Regions from separate parts of the Mus musculus genome. Here all the other regions are linked to region 2. Evidence: chromatin contacts called from ENCODE Hi-C or POLR2A ChIA-PET data. All regions are on one chromosome and are shown on one strand. The core of a region is the stretch at or near the end of the contact, and the rest is flanking DNA. Distances in the headings are between cores, read along the strand shown. Region 1 has its middle 15 kb from the start of Gm36703. Region 2 holds the start of Pik3r1 (phosphoinositide-3-kinase regulatory subunit 1). Region 3 has its middle 3.8 kb from the start of Gm29927. Region 4 overlaps Gm29927 (a long non-coding RNA gene).

What was found. A loop is a pair of places that touch in the nucleus more often than their neighbours do. ChIA-PET counts read pairs that join two places held with the same protein, here RNA polymerase II (POLR2A).
Region 1: a map of left cerebral cortex shows a loop between it and region 2 (2.1-fold over the local background). The contact joins the enhancer-like site here to the promoter of Pik3r1 in region 2. A Hi-C loop is called at or near these places in 5 of 37 maps with a recorded cell type or tissue (gastrocnemius, heart and left cerebral cortex).
Region 3: a loop to region 2 is called in a map of T-helper 2 cell, with 2.2 times the contacts of the local background. The contact joins the enhancer-like site here to the promoter of Pik3r1 in region 2. A Hi-C loop is called at or near these places in 1 of 37 maps with a recorded cell type or tissue (T-helper 2 cell). POLR2A ChIA-PET finds 5 or more read pairs at or near these places in 1 of 5 experiments (Patski).
Region 4: a loop to region 2 is called in a map of left cerebral cortex, with 18 times the contacts of the local background. The contact joins the enhancer-like site here to the promoter of Pik3r1 in region 2. A Hi-C loop is called at or near these places in 1 of 37 maps with a recorded cell type or tissue (left cerebral cortex). POLR2A ChIA-PET finds 5 or more read pairs at or near these places in 1 of 5 experiments (Patski).

Annotation. Positions count from the first base shown.
Region 1 is chr13:102,332,915-102,336,203 of GRCm38, reverse strand. No RefSeq gene overlaps it. Among named protein-coding and RNA genes, the nearest start is that of Gm36703, 15 kb to the left of the region's middle. Within about 2 kb of position 1,772, at least 2 of the 3 ENCODE cell types and tissues checked have a DNase peak (open chromatin) inside an H3K27ac peak, as active enhancers do; they include gastrocnemius and left cerebral cortex, where a contact is called at or near this core.
Region 2 is chr13:101,766,379-101,769,961 of GRCm38, reverse strand. It overlaps Pik3r1 (phosphoinositide-3-kinase regulatory subunit 1), which reads left to right and starts at 1,745. Exons shown (of 16, transcript NM_001077495.2): 1 at 1,745-1,985.
Region 3 is chr13:102,594,347-102,597,927 of GRCm38, reverse strand. No RefSeq gene overlaps it. Among named protein-coding and RNA genes, the nearest start is that of Gm29927, 3.8 kb to the right of the region's middle. Within about 2 kb of position 2,098, at least 1 of the 3 ENCODE cell types and tissues checked has a DNase peak (open chromatin) inside an H3K27ac peak, as active enhancers do.
Region 4 is chr13:102,572,213-102,575,378 of GRCm38, reverse strand. The region is part of intron 1 of Gm29927 (a long non-coding RNA gene); the gene reads left to right. Among named protein-coding and RNA genes, the nearest start is that of Gm29927, 19 kb to the left of the region's middle. Within about 2 kb of position 1,555, at least 2 of the 3 ENCODE cell types and tissues checked have a DNase peak (open chromatin) inside an H3K27ac peak, as active enhancers do; they include left cerebral cortex, where a contact is called at or near this core.

The sequences.
Region 1 (3,289 bases), core at 523-3,022, 570 kb before region 2:
CCCAAATAACTCAATTAAAAAAAATGGGGTATAGAGCTAAATAGAGAATTCTCAACAGAGGAATCTCGAATGGCCAATGAACACCTAAAGGAATGTTCAACAGTTAGTCATCAGGGAAATGCAAATCAAAATGATTCTGAGATTTATACCCATCTCAATGGCTAAGATTAAAAAAAACCAAAGGACAGCACATGCTGGCGAGGTTGTGGAGCAAGGGGAAACACTCCTCATTTCTGGTGGGAGTGCAAACTTGTACAACCACTCTGGAGATCGATTTGGTAGTTTCTCAGAAAACTGGGAATAATTATACCCCAAGACCCAGCTATGCCACTCCTAGGCATATACCCAAGAGCACTTGCTCAACTATGTTCACAGCAGCTTTATTCATAATAGCCAGAAACTGGAAACTCAGCCACTAAAAACAAGGATATCTATCATGAGCTGCACAGTCAAATGGATGGAACTAGAAATTATCATCCTGAGCGAAGTAACCCAGAACCAAAAGGACATGCATGGTATGTCCTCACTTATATGTAGGTATTAGCCATAAAATACAAGATAACTATACTATAGTCAACAGACCCAAAGAAGTCAAATAACAAGGAGGACCCAAGGGAGAATGGCTGAATCTTTCTCAGACAGGGAAACAAAATGGATATTGGAGGTCAATGGAAGGAGGGAACTGTGTGGGAGAGGGGATGGGAAGAGGAGCAGAGGGAGGAGGTGGGATCAGAGGTAGAGAAAGCAGGGTAGAGAAGGGAAATGGGTGGGGTGGGAGGGGGCTCCACCCAGCAGCCGACAGAAAGAGATGCAGAGACTCACTCCCAAATATTAGATGGAGCTTGGGAGTCTTATGGAAGAGTTGGGAGGAAGATTGAAGGACCAGAGTAGGATAGAGGTTCCACAGGAAGACAAACAGAGACAACTGTCCTGGACCCTTATGGGCTACCGGAGAGTGATTTACTAACTAAAGAGCAAGCACAGGTTGGACCTGGGCCCCTGAACATATGTAGCAGATGAGCAGCTGGGTCTTCATGTGGGTTCTCCAAGCAACTGGAGCAAGGGCTGAACCTCTTGCCTTGTCTGGCCTAGTCCTCCAGGGAGTTGATGAGCAAAGGTCTGGGGGCAGGCAGTTAACACCCAGAGGGGGATTTTCCAGTCTCAAAAGAGAAGGTAGAATGGGTGGAGGACTTCCGTGAGGAGTACTAGGAGGAGAAGGAGGGATGATATTGGGTTGTAAAGTGAATAAATAAATTTAATAATGCTTAGGATTGTTATCTAAGGCAAACTCTAAACTGTCCCATCTGAGACTTCCATTTTCCGTTTCTTTCATTTCTTTTGGAATCTAACAGGCACTCGGCCTCAAGGTTGTCATGGGGATTTTTCTTTCTTTCTTTCTTTCTTTTTTTTTTAACTAGAAAAGTATTTCTTTTTGAGCACTGCTTGTCCTTCTGGCTACCTAGTTTAGCTCCTTCATCTTGGCTGGCTATTTGCAGTTTGATTTTTCACAGGGGTTTCCTTGTGCATACAGAAGCTGCTAGACTACTTGGGTATACATTATAACAGTGAGGGGAAAAAGTAAAAGAGTTTAATAAGCAGAGGTATTAACGGCTTTCAAATGAGTTGGCAATATATCCTCTCTCCCCTTCCTCCATCGCCACACCAAGAGGCACCTGCAAACAACAACAGTGATGACGGATGATCTGGAAGTGCCTTGCAGGGCCCATCCATCACACGCAAACTCAGGTCCGTGCCGCTTGGCTTGTGCTAAATGTGGCCTCGGAGACTAGAGTTTGGCTGCGCTCCAAGGCCCCTCTCTGGCTTCTGTCTTGCTGTTTTTATATATGATCTGCAGGTGTTACTGATATAATTTGTCCAAGAATTATGTCTGATGTCATGCTTACGAGTCTAGATTTTCGGGGGGTCAGTATGGTAGTATAGGAGAAGCCCCACCCCCACCCCGAAACGCACTCCCTGGTGATTGCATAATTAACAGCCTAGAAATAGCTTCGCGTGCCTGTTGCTGAGATGTGAACATATGGTTATCACTAATTTGGAATCGCCTTTGAGAACTAATTCAATTTGGAATAAGAGATCTAACCAGCATTTAGCATCAAACATATGATTATAATTTTAGAATTATGGAGAGAAGACTCAATCTCTTGGGCATTTTAGAGAGAAGACATCTTTTCAAAGGGTGGGGGAAGGGCTGGATGCTGGATGCTGGACAAGCAGATGCCACAGGTTGAAATGAAGACTTTTATTTGTTTATTATTTATATTAATTAATTAAGTAATTACCATAGAGCCAGTCTGTAGCTAAGAATCCTGCCTGCTGGGATGACAGGAACACACCCTCATGTGTACCTCCTGATGAACTTTAGTCACAGTCAGTGAAAGTGTTCCCTGTGGCTAATGCATTGATTTGTATAACCGTGCATTTAGGGCCTTTCTGTTTTTTCCCCCTTCTCTGTAAAATACTAGTTGGTTGCTTGGCTGAATCAAGCTGCACCAGTAAGGAAGGATGTTTTCTGAAATACATTGTTTCCATGGTCATATTTCTCAAAGATAAAATAGGTTCTTTTGTCACATATGACTACAAAATTGCTTCATTTGGGAATTTCACTGCATTAGACTTAGAATATGGAAAAAGTCAGAGAAAATTAAATAAAGTAATACCACACCATTTAAGTCCATGTGTAACATTTTGTGTATATGTATGTATACAATGTGTGAGTGTGTATGTGTGTGCGTGTTTGTGTGTGTGATTTCCTTATAGCTAAATGAATACAGGAGGAGAAAAGGCTTTGAGATTTATGAAGTTGACAGGGGATTCTTGTCTCTTCCAAAGAGCCACGAAGAGCCTGTGAAGAATGCAACCAAGCTGAGTTAAATGAAAAAGGAGCCAGGGCATTAGACTGGATGTGTCCACTTCTGTCACTAAAATAATTCATTTTCATTTTCACCGCTCTTGTTCTCAATGTGAAGGAGAAAAACCCCACACCTTTTTAAAAAATATTTTTATTAGGTATTTTCCTCATTTACATTTCCAATGCTATCCCAAAATTCCCCCATACCCTGCCCCCCACTCCACTACCCACCCACTCCCCCTTTTTGGCCCTGGCGTTCCCCTGTACTGGGGCATATAAAGTTTGCAAGTCCAATGGGCCTCTTTTTCCAGTGTTGGCCGACTAGGCCATCTTTTGATACATATGCAGCTAGAGACAAGAGCTCCGAGGTACTGGTTAGTTCATATTGTTGTTCCACCTATAGGGTTGCAGTTCCCTTTA
Region 2 (3,583 bases), core at 496-2,995:
TCAAAGTGCTGGGATTACAGACTTGTCACCACATCCTGAATGGTAGGCAAATTCTTTATTTTATTTTTTATTAGATATTTTCTTTATATAAATTTCAAATGCTATCCTGAAAGTTCCCTATATCCTCCCCCCGCCCTGCTCCCCTACCCACCCACTCTGCTTCTTGGCCCTGGCATTCCCCTGTACTGGGGCATATAAAGTTTGCAATACCAAAGGGCCTCTCTTCCCAGTGATGGCCAACTAGGCCATCTTCTGTGTAGGCAAATTCTTTTTTTTTCTTTTCTTTTCCATTTTTTTATTAGGTATTTAGCTCATTTACATTTCCAATGCTATACCAAAAGTCCCCCGTAGCCACCCACCCCCACTCCCCTACCCACCCACTCCCCCTTTTTGGCCCTGGCGTTCCCCTGTACTGGGGCATATAAAGTTTGCGTGTCCAATGGGTAGGCAAATTCTTAAATGTGATGTGGGTAGCAGCCTGCTTTTGTCTTTATTAGATACCAAGAGTACCAGAAACATTAGTACCTGAATTGTGTACTGAGATCTCTTCTTTTAGAATGGGCGTCACCTTTAAACGTGACTGCATTTGTTTAACATAAACTGTGAATTTCATTTTTTCCCTCTGCTTCCAAAACTCACAGTAATACACTACCAAATTTAGAATTTGACAACAGACTAAGTTCTTGGTTAAGAAAAAGCATTTTGTTGCCAGAATAGCTGCAAAAGGGATCTTTAGGGCAAGAAGGGTGGGTGGCTACAGGTTCCTGAACTACAAAATAAGACATATTTTGGGAGCAAAATTTAAAAAGTCCATGAGTTCTTGAACGTTTTTATGAAGACAAAACACGGGGCTATCATCCTTTCTTATCTGGGAAGGCTGAGCCATTATCACTTTTTTCTTGAGCAGCTTCCATAGTGGTTTCTACTCCAAGGATCTACATTTTTACATCTAACAAACCATAGACTTCATTTGAGTTTCTCCAGCCTATCAGAAGCGTTAGAAGGCGGTGGACTGGCTGAATGACCTACATAGGCTCTGCCTTGCAAGGACTGCCAGAGATCACCCGGTATGCGCCCTCCTCACAGAACACTCCTTTTCCTCTAGATCCCGCCTTGGTTCCTGGAGGCAGCCGTGCCAGGCTTTTGCAGGCGGCGGGCACTCGTTGCTCCAGCTCACCCTTTCACCCCTCCTTCACCCCGGGAGTGCCACGCCGGGTGGCGCGGTTTTTCTGACCACTAGGGAAGCTGGGCAGGCAAGGCCAGGAATTACAGGGCCTCCCCGCTTTGGCGAGCCCTCGCATCTGCATCTTCCTGAACCCAGCCACTGTCCTGAAGCTCTAGTGGATTCGAAAGAGGCAGGGTCTCGCAGGCAGCCGGCTGGGCTCCAGAGAGGCCTGAACTTATTTCCCACCCCCCACCCCCATCCCCATTTGAACTCCCTGCTTCGGGCCTGGGCGACGCCCCGCAGGCGAGCCAGCCCCAAGCACGCAGAGTTAGAGCGCTCCGTAGCGGAGGGCGCGCGCCGTCCAGTCGCCCGGGGCATCCCCGAGCCGGGGGCGGGGGCGAGGGCAGCGAGGGGTGCGGGGTAGGGTCGGCAGCACAGAGCGTAGCTCCTAGACCTTGGTAGCCCTCCCGGAGACTGGCAGAGGCGGAGGGCGCGGCTCGGGCGCTGGGGGGCGGGGTCTCGGGCGTTGATTGGTGTGTATCTGGGGGCGGGGCGCAGGGGCGGGCCCGGGGTGGGGCTGGCGCCTGGCGCTGGAGCTGCGCCGCTCAGGGAGAGGAGTAGCTAGCAGCTGGAGCCGAGTTGGAGGAAGCAGCGGCAGCGGCAGCGGCAGCGGTAGCGGTGAGGACGGCTGTGCAGCCAAGGAACCGGGACAGCGAAGCGACGGCAGGTCGCAGCTGGATCGCAGGAGCCTGGGAGCTGGGAGCTTCAGAGGCCGCTGAAGCCCAGGCTGGGCAGAGGAAGGAAGCGAGCCGACCCGGAGGTAGGCGGCGGCGGGTCCCGGTGTGCCCGGGAGGGGGAAGCGGTGCGAACGCGCACGGCCGCTGCTCTTCCTGTCACCGGCAGCCACTTCTGCTGCCGAGCCACTCAAGGGGAAGCGAGCAGGCTGCCAGCTCCCAGTCGCCAGCATCTCTCGGCCACTTGGAAGCCTTCTCCGGCCAGTGACCAGCTTGCTTGGTCGCAGCCACCTCCTGCTCTCATTTCCTTCGTGCCACCCCGGGCGGGCTGTGCTCGTTACCCGGAGCGTTCGGTCCTGGAGTTGCCAGCGGTCACCGGCTCCCCTCCTCCTCCGTCACCTCACGCTTCCGAGGGTCCCCGATCGCCCTGCAGCTTTCCGAAGCCGGGAGCGCGCGAGGAGAGTGCCTGGATCGCTGCCTTTGCGTTAGCGCGGCGTACCCTCCAGGCCCGGAGCCCCAGCCGGGGTCTCCGGCCAGGCTGGGCCATGGTGGTCCCCGGAGCTCGCCCCCAGCCCCCGCCCTCCGAAGTTTGCCTCCCTCCTCTTCCGGGGTGGGGGAAGTGCTCCTCGGGGCGGTCGGTGGCTGGGGCTCTAGCTCGGCGTCTGGCGCCCGCCGGGCTTGGGCAGGTTGCTGGAGGCATAATGAGTGGGATCCTGGCACCGCCCGGAAATCCAGCTTTTCCTAACGCGGGGCGACCCTGGAAGGACCTGCCCAGCACTAAGCTGCCGGCCAGGGAGAACCGGCCCGCGTGCAAGCCAGAGCTAAAATATCTGGGGGAATTGTCTGCAAGCTACTTCCTTCCCAAAGGCAGAAACTGCCCGGCAGATCACGAGACAAAGAGAATAGAAACGCTCTGACCAGGCACGCATGTACAGAAATGCATTTTAGTAACCAGCTTTCGCGCACAATAACGCAAGGGTGTGAGCGGAGTGGCTGTGACATGTTGAATGCTGTGTGCCGGCACTGTATTCAGGGGAATTCTGCTCCTGGCGCTAGTAATACCGGAAAGGTCTCACTTCCACCGTTAATTCTTGAAGAAGCTGCAGGCTCTATTGCTGTACTGGTGTGAATTTATGCTTTATTTAGGGGTTTCATGATTTTAGGACTTAATTTTCCCCCTTTTCTTTTCCTGTCTTTTTCCTCTTTGTCAGACAGTGTGAAATAGGAAAGGATGAAGCAGTTCCGGGTTTTAAGTGTAGCATGAGATTGTCATTTCAGTGAGATCGAGTTTCAAGTTTTAGGTGGTAGGGTTACTCACAAAGCTGGTTGACCTAGGCTCCTTGTGCAAGCCTCTCTTAATATTTCATTAGCTTGTGTTCCATGTTGGGCATTTGAAAGATAGTAAATTATGAGCTAAGAAAGCTTGTAGTAGGCAGATGGGTTTATTTCTGCCTCAGAGCAGATTGATTGCTAAAGTAGATATCATTAGGACTTCAGGGCCTTCTGCACAGGTGAGCCGCCCATGCATCGTTTGTCACTGAGCAGGGAACCAGCACCCCAAGAGCCCCCCCCTTTTTTTTCATTTTTTTTTTGACAGTTGCACTCAAGCAGACCATTTTCTGAAGCACACAAGTTGCTTAAACTTTGGAAAACATGTGCTTTTTGCTTATTACAAAGAAAATGA
Region 3 (3,581 bases), core at 849-3,348, 830 kb before region 2:
GGTGATCCTGTCCTGTCTCTGCCTGTACCAAGCCTGCCCTTGCTAAGGCTGTATAGCATGCTGTCAGCCTTTGGCAGAGACCGTGACTGATCCAGCATCCAGGCTGCATATGATTTTTGGGTGAGCGAAGGCAAAAAAAGCAACAGTTCTGCTCTGTTTGAGACATGGAAGGTTGGAAAGGATCTTGGAGTGTAGCTTATGGTGTGATTAGACTGAATGCTTTCATGCTGAGTTTTCACCAAACTGTCACATGATCTCTGAGACTGCTCAATAGTTTTATTGGTCATGGGCAACACTTTAGGAAGCAAATAAGCAGAGCCTTATCGTCAGTCAGGATGCTCAGAAGGGCCCAGGCCCAAGGCTCCAAGGACAGTCTAGCCTGCATGTGTCCTCTGCCATTGCCACCTGTTTCTGTTTCATCCAATGGTAAGCTGATTTTCTATGCACCGTCTACTCACAGGTGGGTGGAGCAGCACAGCATTGTGCAGGTGATTGCAGCCTGGAGGGAGGGAGGGAAGGAGGGAGGGAGGGCACACAGGTGGGGTTTTTGGAGCTGCTAATAGTGACTGAGAACTTGCTCTTCTTACTGGATCTCTCCCTGCCTCTGTAACACAATGCTCCTCAACACAGAACAACTTGGAAACATAGGAACTTCAAAGACAACTGCATTTGATCTTTGTGATGTCTTGTTTCTAACTTTATGTTTTTGCCTCTGCCGCCATTTCTTCTTCCCCAATCCTCATGTGCATACACACATGCATGTACATACACACAGACCCATGTTTCCAATGTATGATCAAGACCTAGTCAGTCAGGACTGTCATATCAAATTACACAAAGTGTGACGATGTAAGACATACAGGTTATCAGAAGGATAGTATGTACTAAGAAGAGAAATGTTCCTTCAGAGTCCTGGATCCTGTTGCTCCTGTATGCTGATCTCATTAATCCCAGGAATGGTTTGTACTTATATCCCCTGGGCCACCTTTTAAGCCAAAACCACAGTGGTTGGTTCTATAGAAAATAAAAATCCATTTATTTATTAATATTAAATGCTGTCTGATTCCTACATGCCACTGGATGATGAGAGAGAAAAAGATTTACCACTTGCCATGTCACTAATTAGGCATGTGGTCTTGGGCACATTCAGTGACCTGACTGAATGTCTACTGTTGCCTCTTGTTCTGAGAATCAAGGAACTGCATGTAAAGATAATGCATGAGGGATAGCTTACATAGGTGGCAGACATGATTCCAGGAGGGACGTTCTCTCCATGACAATAATGATCAGAGTGAAGAGTGAGAAAGGAGTAGGTGAGACAACATCTTCAGGACATGAGCAGAAGCCAGACCTGGGCTACACTGGGCTACCCTGGGCCACTCTGGGATACCCCAGGCAAATGGTTGATTCTCTGAATGTTTCTGTTTCTTTATTCCTTTTTAAACAGGGCGCTATTTGGAGTTCTTATTGTTTGGGTAACAATTTATCATTTTTTCAGAGTCATCTCCTCTGCATGCTTACTTAGCTCTATATGGGAGGCCTGTAGAAAGGTCAGCATATGCTAATTTGCATAAGTCCTTGGGTAGCTGGCTGTCCTGTGAACTGCCATCAATGAGAAGATTTGGACTAGGGCCCAACTGATCTTTTGGAATCTTTTCAACACTAGGACAGTGCATTTATAGGTACCATAAAAATGGCCTTTCTAAATGTCTTTGTTCATACACAAGAATCACATTGTAAACACCACATGAGCTGGACTTACCTTAGTAAATACATCACTGAAAAAGAAAAAAAAAAGAAATATATCATCGTATTTCTTATAGCTGACACAGTAAACTCTTAGAAACATTGTGTATGACAGAGAGACAGAGGGTGTTCTCCACACACTGAGGTAGGTAGCCCTGGCATAAGTGACTGGTTCTTCCATCTGGTTTACCTCTAACCCTTCTGGATGAAGACACCAGAATGAAACACCAATTTCTTTCTTTCCCTTGCCAGTAGGATTTTGCAGGGTTCTTGCTGTATTGTGCATTGAGAGCCTTCATTAGCAATGCAATCGCTTCAGAAGGTGACACATGACTCATACAAGGTCTAGAAATAGCACTGTGGAAAATTGCTTTTATGTAATCTTTCTCGGCGTGTCATTTGGTGAGTGCTTATCATCCCAGCAGAAACAAGTGGGAAAGATCACATCTTGTGGGGCCTCCGGGGATGCGCTGGCTCTCAGAGTCAGGCCACTGCCTCACAGGCCTCTGCAAACCACTAGAAGTTTGGGAGCATTTTAGGTACAATAGAGTAGGTGAGGGGTCAATCTGCAAAGTCAGAACCAACCTTGGGTTTCAGTTCTATTGCATTTAGTACATGGGCTTCAATCAGGAGCTGCTCTTCTTCCTCCTCCTCCTCCTGCTCCTCCTCCTCCTCCTTCTTCTTTTGGTTCAAAATTAAATTTTAAATGTTTTGAAGTTGTGGTAATCTATACTTAACATGAAATCAATCAGTCCAGTTAGGTAAAGTACATATACATTATTGTGCTACCATCGTTACCATCCAGCCATCTGTTTCTGGATCTTTCTCTCTTCCTAACTTAGACTCTGTACTTACTAACCAGTAACTCTCCTCTCATTTCCTCTTTCCAAGAAGCCATCCTTTGTTGGTTGGATTTTGACCCTTCTGGGTATCTCAGGAAGTGAAGTCATGTAATAGTTGTCCTTTTGTGATTGGCTTACTTAACTTTGAGCACAACATGGTTCCCAACAACCTGTAGCATGTGTCAGAACTGAGCACTGGTAAGCAGAACCCCATTGGATTAGGCGCCACATATCATTTATCCATTCATCTATTTCATGGACACTGAGTTGCTCCTGCCTTTCAGTTATTATGACAAATGTTTCTGGGAATATGAATGTAACAGTTTTAATCGTTTCCTGTTCCCATTGTAAAAAAAAAACCAAACTCTTAAAATTAAAAGGAAAGGTCCCCAGATAAGTATGTAAACAATCTAGAAGGAGAAAGGACAGAAGCAGGTGGTCGCCCCCATCCTAGGATAGTCACAGGCAAAGTTGGGGAGGGGAAAGGAGTAGGCCTGGTTGTAAACAAGGGCAGACAACTGCATGAGTGAAAGCAGATTTTTTAAACACTCATTGGAGGTGTCACAGGCAGCTTGGAAGGGACTTTGAGAAGCTAGGCCAGGAGCCTGTGGAGGTGGCTTGTATGTAAGATGGCTTTCTATGAAAACAGGGTGGACCTGAGTCTGAATCTCCAGTAAGCACACAAAAAAGCTGTGCATGACTGTGCATGCCTGTCCCTTTAGCACTGGGGTGGAGACAGACAGATCCTGAGAGTTCTCTGACCAGCCAGCTTGGCCCAAACTGGTGAGCTTTTGATTTATGGAAAGGCCCTGTCTCAGGAAATAAGGTGGGTAAAAGTAGAGGAAGAAATCTGATTGGCTTTGGCCAATGCATTTGATGGGCATGTCTGCATTGGTATAGTATGTGCTGCTCTCACATGCACACACACACCCGGGGCAGGGTAAGTGGTTCTGGGAAACAAAGAAAGCACGCAGAGGAAGCACACAGGTTGTC
Region 4 (3,166 bases), core at 306-2,805, 810 kb before region 2:
GGGCTAATATCCACTTATCACTGAGTTCGTATCATGTGTGTTCTTTTGTGATTAGGTTACCTCACTCAGGATGATATCCTCCAGATCCATCCATTTGCCTAAGATTTTCATAAATCCATCATTTTTAATAGCTGAGTAGTACTCCATTATGTAAATGTACACATTTTCTGTATCCATTCCTCTGTTGAGGGAGATCTGGGTTCTTTCCAGCTTCTGGCTATTATAAATAAGGCTGCTATGAGCATAGTAGAACATGTGTCCTTATTACCTGTTGGAGCATCTTCTGGGTTTATGCCCAGGAGTGGTATTGTTTGGTCCTCTGGTACTCAGACACTATTGTGGAGGCCAACAAGAGCTTGCTGACAGGTGACTGATATAACTGTTCCCTGAGAGGCTCTGCCAGTGCCTGACAAATACAGAAGGAGATGCTCACAGCCATCCATTGGACTGAGAACAGGGTCCCCAATGAAGGAGCTAGAGAAAGGACCCAAGAAGTTGAAGGGGTTTATAGCTTCATAAGAGGAACAACAATTTGAACTAATCAGTACCCCCAGAGCTCCCTGGGACTAAACCACCAACCAAAGAGTACACATGGTAGGACTCATGGCTCCAGCTGCATATGTAGCAGAGGATGGCCTACTCGGTCATCAATGCTAGGAGAGCCTCTTGGTTCTGTGAAGGCTCTATGCCCCAGTATAGGGGAATGCCAGGGCCAGGAAGTGGGAATGGGTGGGTTGGTGAGCAGGGGGAGGGAAGAGGGGATAAGGGGGGATTTTGGAGGGAGACCAGGAAGGGGGACAACATTTGAAATGTAAATAAAGAAAATATCTAATAAAAAAGATTGAAAAGGACAATACAAGTAGATTTGGCCAATGGATTTTGAGCAAAATGACATGTGTCACTCTTAAAAGTTGTATTATTTTATGTCAGCGAGAGACCCTGCAGAGCTGTCCCTTCTCTCTTGAGAATATGTAAAATGGGGATTTGACTCTTATAAACAGAGCCATTCTATCAACAGATGATAAGAAATAAGAATTGCTTGGTTACTATGGTTTTAGAGTTGTTATTACAGTGAAATTTAGCCAATTTGGGCAATTTATCTTAATGTGTCTGCTTCCTTCTCCTTATATTGTTTGAGGTAAAATACAGACTTGAGAGCATTTAAGAGCTGAGTTCTTGGCTTTTTTTTTTTTTTTTTAGAATATTCCTGGGAATTCCTTGTCCAGTTCATGGTCTCATGGGCATCATTAGTATAGCCCCAAACCTACATGCATGTTAAGACAAAATATGTTCAACCTCTTGAGCCTATGTCAGCAGGTGTGCCAACATTGCTTGTAAGCCTCCAACGAGTCCAAATATGTGACTCAGAAGCAAGGGTTAACTCGCTCACAAGAAAAGGCTTTCTGCATGCTTTGTTTCCATCTTCTTCTAGAACATGGCCTCAATGGCTGACCTACTGACTCCCCCTTCCCTGGCAAGCCGTGCACTAGCGGACTGCCCACCAACCAGGCAATTGAGTTGTTGCGGCCTGGCCATCCTGTCAGGGTGCTCTGGGCTTTGGAGCAGAGCACTGTGATCAGCAGACTTTTAGCACAAGGCTTCGTTTATTCAGAGCCCACTGTTGGCAGTGCAGTGAACTGCTCTTTTGTGAGACTTAGGGGGTCACAATTGGTTTTCTGTTCCCTGATGGACATAATAAAGAGGCAGGGTGGCCTCTTTCCCCTTGTCCAGGACAAGGAGTTGGGAGCTCTGCCTTCTGCCTTCAGCTCCCCCACTAAGGGACTTTCCCCAGCCACCTTGCCAAGCCTCTGTGACTCAGCCACTTTCTTTGGGAATTGAGGATGATCTGATTTATTCAAGAGCTGTGAGGCATGCTTGAAAAGGCCGTTGAAAACTGCAGCTTGTGTAGAATGGCTGGCCATCTTCTATGGTTTGGAAACTGGCACAGAGGTTGGGGAATTTCCCTTTCTTGTGTGGAGGTCTGTGGTTTTCTGTGCAGAAAAGTAGGGCTGGCCTGGTGTAACATTCCCCTGATCCCTCCTACTTCCTCTTGGGACCTGTGCCCTGTGATCAGAGCCTGTGCCCTTTGTCAGAAGGCTGTCAGAAGCCATATGCCCCACCATGCTAAGCTGCTGCTTCTCCTAGCTTTCAGAAAAAGTCACTTCTAATTTTAAGAATTAGAGCAATGTTTTAGACAGAAGGAAACGCAGTATGTGAAACGTTACACAGAGAAACAGTTACCCTTGAACACAACAGAGGACATAGAAGCACAAACAAGCCAGTTCCCACACAGAACTTTAAAGGATCAGCTCTAATGGGCTAGAGGGACACACAGCCACTAACTGCTTGGTTGTTGTCTTTCTAGCAGGGATCTGCCACAGTAGAACTAAAGCTACATAGTTGCTCTAAGGAATAGAGTTGATAACTAAAGAAAGGAAGGAAAACAGAAAGAACCTCTTAATAGTCTGTAATAGTGAGACAATCACCCAACTAATGACCTGTAATATTCAAGTAAATTCTGGCTTCTCATTAACCGGGGGTTGCATCTGCTGTGCAGTCTCAGTTAAAGAGAAAACAAAGTCTTTAGCTGAATAAGCAGGAAGTTATTACCTTCCATAGGTACCCTGGAGTCCAACGATAAATAAAATTACTACTATATAAAATTATTGGAATGTTACATTAAGTAAATGGAAAGTAATGTTGCATATGATATATTTACTGAAGATATTTTGTACATAGCAAAAAAAACTTTATAAAAGCTATTTAGATATTTTAAAATGTGCCCAGAGTGAGGCACAGTGAAATTCATGATAATATTTGAAACCCATAGGGTTTTATAATATAATTTACAATTAGAAAGGAAACAAGACAAGTCATAATAAGGTCCCAGTGTGTGTCTATGGGTAGAGGCATAGCACTCTGCTTTCTTTTCTTCCCATCAGCAGGCACAGCGACCTGTATGTAGCAAGTGTTGAACTTTCATCAGTGGTGGTTTAGTTGAGTTATATCCAATCCATCAGGAACAGGCTTTCTGCCAATGAATCTATGTAGATGTAATGACTAGGAAATATACAATCATTTCTGTCCTTGGCTTTACACCCCATGGCCTGATCCAGCTTCTTTTCATATATATATCTACAGGTTTCTTAATGGAATGCAATGTAGG